Linked DNA regions of Homo sapiens: region 1 is linked to region 2. A link is a contact called in ENCODE Hi-C data. All regions are on one chromosome and are shown on one strand. Each heading gives the region's core, a stretch centred on a gene start or an enhancer-like site at or near the end of the contact. The rest is flanking DNA. Distances are from core to core; before and after follow the strand shown.

Evidence for each region. Hi-C counts contacts between places; a loop is a spot of excess contacts on that map. Pooled maps may share reads with other maps.
Region 1: a pooled map shows a loop between it and region 2 (5-fold over the local background). The contact joins the promoter of MARCHF6 here to the promoter of RETREG1 in region 2. A Hi-C loop is called at or near these places in 7 of 50 pooled maps.

What each region holds. Positions count from the first base shown.
Region 1 is chr5:10,352,406-10,355,105 of GRCh38, reverse strand. It overlaps MARCHF6 (membrane associated ring-CH-type finger 6), which reads right to left and starts at 1,411. Exons shown (of 26, transcript NM_005885.4): 1 at 1,189-1,411. The coding sequence starts at 1,207. It overlaps MARCHF6-DT (MARCHF6 divergent transcript), which reads left to right and starts at 1,049. Exons shown (of 3, transcript NR_183261.1): 1 at 1,049-1,134. RefSeq lists enhancers at 175-746, 1,593-1,852 and silencers at 803-1,272, 1,313-1,452.
Region 2 is chr5:16,615,690-16,618,389 of GRCh38, reverse strand. It overlaps RETREG1 (reticulophagy regulator 1), which reads left to right and starts at 1,393. Exons shown (of 9, transcript NM_001034850.3): 1 at 1,393-1,738. The coding sequence starts at 1,419. It overlaps RETREG1-AS1 (RETREG1 antisense RNA 1), which reads right to left and starts at 2,464. Exons shown (of 4, transcript NR_109946.1): 1 at 1,904-2,464. RefSeq lists a silencer at 1,150-1,639.

The sequences.
Region 1 (2,700 bases), core at 162-2,661, 6.3 Mb after region 2:
GCTTCGACAAGCTATTAAAATAACGAAGCCTACATTTCCACATCTATAAAAGATAATACCTACCTATTCCACAGGCTTTTTACGAAGATGGAACGCGAATGTACATCAAGTGCCACATGTTATAGTTGAGGTATTTATTAAAGGCAAGACTTCTTTAAAAAAAAATAAGTCGTTATCAACTCATTACATAGATAATATCAAACTTTTTTCACTCATTATTGCACTCCATGACGGCGTTTGATAATTCATTTTCGTTTAAAATCGCCAAAATCGCAACCCATAAGGTTGAAAGACGCTCATACCCCCATAAATATACCTAAAGTAGAAAAGCATTTGCACGATAACCGGAACATCAAAAAAAGCAAAATTTAGTAATTTCCTCTATAAACTCACCACTCATTTAAAAACACAGCTGGTTAAAAATAATCTACTACCTTCAGTGGGTAAGAAAATGCGTTTGAAGAGACATAAGGTGTGGACGTTTATATCTTAAGTATTCATTTTACAAGGGTCAGTTTGTTCAATGTAACCGTATCCAAAACACAAGCAATCGCAAAACAAAACAAACAGAACCCTGCTTATAGGTGTCAAGGATTTAAAACCAAATGGATCGCAACAAAAGAGCCTCCCCGTTTAGTAAACAGATTCTCGAGCGGCAGGCAAGCCGAGGACCAGGCTTTTCAACAGGGGTCAGCTCACTCCACTCGGCCGTCATCTGGCGGGGTATTTTTCGCGAAGTTTCAAAGTCAACAAAGAAGTTCTGTCGCGAGGGGGTAGGGCCTGGCGAGCAATAGGCAGAAGGACGTAAAGAAAGACAAAACCCAGTGGGGGAAGGGTGCGGAAAACGCCCCCGGACGGCAGCGACAGAGGCCCCCTTTTCTGGGCCAGCGCGCGACGGCGGGGACAAGGGAGGCCACGCCGGCCTGCAGTAGCCCCGAGGCCCCGACCCCGGCCCCGGCCCCTGCCCGGCAGGGTCCCCGCCCCCCTCGGCGGCGCGGGCGGGAAACGGCGGGGGGCGCGCAGAGGGTCACCTTCCGCTCCCCGGCCCAGAGGCCCAGCGGGTGGACAAACGGCCCAGGCGTCCGCCCCGCCGCGATCCAGCAGCCCACCTCGAGCGCCGCGGACCTGGCCGGGGTACGAACCCGGGCGCCGACGCAAGGGCTCGGGCGCCGCGCGTCGCCGACTTACCTTCCTCCGCGGTGTCCATCTTGTCTGGGGGGGCGGCGGTGACGCAGCCACGAGGCTCCCGCGGCCGGGCGGGGAAAGAGGGAGGGGAGAGGAGGAGGGAGCCGGGCCCGGGCAGGTGCGTACGCTCAGGTGCGAGAGAGGAAGCGAGAGGAAGGAGAGGGGAGAGGGAGAGGGAGAGAGGCTGACAGAAAGCGAGCGACACGGGAGGGGGAGGGGCGGGAACACCTAGGGGCGAGGCCTGGGCGGGGCGCCGAGGCGGAAGGGGCGGGAGCTCCCCAACGACAGGCGCTGTCACTTCCGGCGGCCGCGGCGTGCACTGTCGGTCGGCGGCTAAGGAGGGGAGGCACCTGCATCTGGGGCGCGGCGAATCCTCGCGTGCGCCAGGCCGCCTGGGGTAGTCGCCGAGACTGCGCCGGCCAGCGGGGCCGAAACCTAATCAGGAGCTGAGCTTTGATGGCGGCTTCTGGAGGGACAAAGAAGGCGCAGAGCGGTGGGAGGAGGCTGCGAGAACCTAGCTCCCGCCCCAGCCGACGTGCGAGACAAAGGCCCCGGCGCGGGGCTCTTCGGAAGGCCGGGAGGTTCCTGTGACAATGCGAGTCTGCGCCCCACGCTCCCGCACCGTGATGCCGAGGCCAAATGGCTAGAGTGGGCCCAGGCATCAGCATTTCTGTTTGGCAGCCGGGCAGTTGTGGTGCACGTTTTGAGGAACTACTAAAGCCTGCCTGTGATGAAAAAGGCAAAAGCTGACTTCACCAAAATTACTCCCAGGGAGACTTCTGCATTTGGCTGGAAGGACATTTGAGTAAACCGCTGAGGCTGGTGGTTGAAACATAATCCTCTAAGGGAGATCGGTTCCGATACCCTGAGTTAGGGACGCTTGCCTGGGCAGAGCTAAGGGGAGAATGATCAAAAGCCAAGCTCTGTCCCCGTCAGCACGTCACCCTCCCTCACTGTAATCCCTGACTGTTTTCTCTAAATGAAGAATTATTTAGAGAATATAAATTAGAAGGGCCGCCACGTCAGAATTGCCTGAGTGGGAGCAGTCTTTCCAGCCTCGAAAAATGTTTAAACAATATGCAGATGACCTAGCACAAATAAAGAATGCTAGCAACCGCTGTTATGTGTGAGCGGTGGAATTGGGAGGGCTCTTCCCCCAATCTTCATCAAACAGAGTAAGGTTTAGAATAAAAATAATGAAATACAGTCTTTCAAAAAGAGCAGCGCTTGACTAATGTTACTGATGTCACTCATGTTACTCAAGGGAGGAAAGAACTCAAACTCTACATAATAATACCCACTGATTTCAAGGGCTGGCACGGAGAATTAAGCAGACCGCCATTCTTTATATTTGTTTTTTTGTTGTTGTTTGCTTATGATTTTTTTCTTTCTTTTTTTTTTTTTTTTTTTGAGAAGGGGTCTCGCACTGTCACCCAGGCAGGAATGCAGTGGCGCGATAATGGCTCACTGCAATCTCACTATATTGACCAGTATGATTTTCAACTCCTGTCTTTA
Region 2 (2,700 bases), core at 144-2,643:
AAGCAGTAAAGTGCAGACACCTGCAGTGAATGTACAGATCAATGGATTCCACGTGTGTATACACAGAGGTTTACAATGGCCACCCAGAGGAGCGTTACAGAACATTCCCCTAGAGACTCCCTTGACGCAGGGAATTTAATTGCCCTCCCTTCCATCCTGTGCAGGCAGGCTGGTTGCCAGTAAAGGGATATGAGATGCCCTGATGCATCCGCAGACAGAACCCTTAGTATGGGGGGGAAGGACCTGTCATTCTAGAGTAAAAGTAAGACCAGGAAGATTAAAGAAGACAAAAATTTAAAAATGCAAATGGTGAAAAGCATAAACAACTATTTTCCTCTCTCCCCACACTCACCCAGAAGCACCGGGGCCAAAGAGAGGGCATGGGAGGTCTCAGGATCCCCTGCCGCCCCACCACTGCCCTGATGCCCGCTTGTGACGCAGAGACCGGAGTGGCTCTGAAATTACTGTCTTCAAAGCAGGCCAAACCTTGCTTGACACGTGCAAAGTTCCAATCTCTTGCTTCTCAGCTCCCCGCACGCGCGGGCCAACGTGCACTTCTGAGCCAGATCACCTAGCCACAAGGAGGGGGAGAGAGGGGGAGATAGGAGGAGAGAGGGGAAGATAGGGGGAGAGACGGGGGAGAGAGAGGGAGAGGCAGAGAGAGAGAGAGAGACAGAGAAGAGAAAGGAAGCACCTGAGACAGAGAGAAAGAAGAGAGAGAAAGGAAGCAGCTTCCCCCAACGCTGCGGCCTTGTGTTTCCTCCCGTGTCAAACGAGAGGGCCCCAAATTGACCCCAAATGTTTTTTCTTCCTTTCTCAATCCAACATTTATACCAGCACGTTATTTCCAGGATGCCCAGGACCTCTGCTATGGTTGTGCTGCTGTCCCTGCAAAGGCGCTGGGGATGGCCGAGGTGGGGGATGTCTCTGGGGGCTGAAATACGCTGCCAGGGGAAGGGGCGCCCCGATACCACCCTCAGTGGCTGCTGGTTGGGCGACCGGTGGCCCTGGCTTGAGAAAGTGAAAATGTCCAATCTATTTTGCCTGGAGCCTTGGGTCTCTTTTGGATACGGAACCGAGCAGCAGTCCTCCACTTCGCCCTCTCCCGCCGCTGCAAGGGAAAAGGTCGTTTTCCTCGAGTCCCGGAGAGGCCCTCCAGGAACCCAGAGCCCCCCGGGGACACCGCCCAGCTCCCGGCGCCCGGCCCCGCCCCTGCGCGAACTCGGCCGCACCCACTTTCCCGGGCGGCTCCCCCTCCGTGGCCTGTGGCGTCACAAGGCCCCCAGCCGCCTGTGCCCCGCGGTGCGCGCCCCGCTCCGGGACCTGCCGCCACCGCCGCCCCGCCCTCGGCGGCACCCACACCCAGGCGCGCCCGCGCGCGCGCCCGGCCCCGTCCCTGTCTGGAAGCACAGCTGAAGATGGCGAGCCCGGCGCCTCCGGAGCACGCCGAGGAGGGATGCCCGGCTCCTGCCGCCGAGGAGCAGGCGCCGCCGTCGCCGCCACCGCCCCAGGCATCCCCCGCAGAGCGGCAGCAGCAGGAGGAGGAAGCGCAGGAAGCTGGGGCGGCGGAGGGCGCGGGGTTGCAGGTGGAGGAGGCCGCGGGCCGGGCGGCGGCCGCGGTAACCTGGCTGCTCGGGGAGCCGGTGCTGTGGCTGGGCTGCCGCGCCGACGAGCTGCTGAGCTGGAAGAGGCCGCTGCGGAGCCTGCTCGGCTTCGTCGCTGCCAACCTGCTGTTCTGGTGAGAGCTTGGGCAAGGTGGGGGCGCTGAGGAGGGCAGGTGACCTTGGGGCGCCCGGGGCCCCGGGGACCCAGTGCAGGGGGAGCCCGCGGGACACTGCGGAGGAAGAATTGTCAGCCCTGCCCCACTTTCTCGGCCACCTGTCTCGAACAGGTAGACACTCACCGCAACTTTCCTCCGGACGCACGTCCCTGTGAGCAGTTGTCGTTCTCCGTGTGCGGATCCAGCCTCAGATGCGAGGTGGTCGGCCGACCCTCAGGCACCTGCACCTACAGGTGTTCCCATCGTGCTTGAAAACTTCGCCCCTGCTTTCTAAAACTCTGAGGTCTTGACCTGCTCGCCCAAGCTTGCCGGAGCAAACGTGCTTGAACGTGTCTTGGTTCTTGCAGCCCCAGCAGGCATATCTGGACCAGATTAGGTACCCGTTCAAAACGGTGCCGCATTCATCAGTCACCTGAGATGGGCCCTGAATGATTTGTTTTTTCCTTCCCCTGGAGCGTTAGGTTTACTGTGTTTACTCCCTGATGAGAAAACGGGAGGCAAACAAGCAGGTGGAGTATGCCCAGCACCCACCCCCGGGTGTGCACAGTGTGGAAAACAGGCATATTTTTAGGTGAAGTACAGGGAGAACACACGGGAATGCTCAGCCCCTGAGCAACAGGTTTGTCTCTCCAAAAAGCGCTCTTCAGAAAGGCCAGGGAAATGTCTGTCTCCTTCGTTGAAAGTGGTGTCCTGTCATCCGTTACCACGCTATTGAGGGCGGAGAAAAACCTTCTTTGTTTGCTAAGTGTCCTCATAACAAACATGACCTACACAGTGCAGAATAATCAGACTCCGGTAACAGATACCTTGTTACAGGACAGAGATTTCTGAACCTTAAAGTTGAGAAATAAATAAATTGCACAAAATAGACAGCCTGTCATTTTCTAGGTTAACTTGAGCAAGATGAATATTTTCCTCAG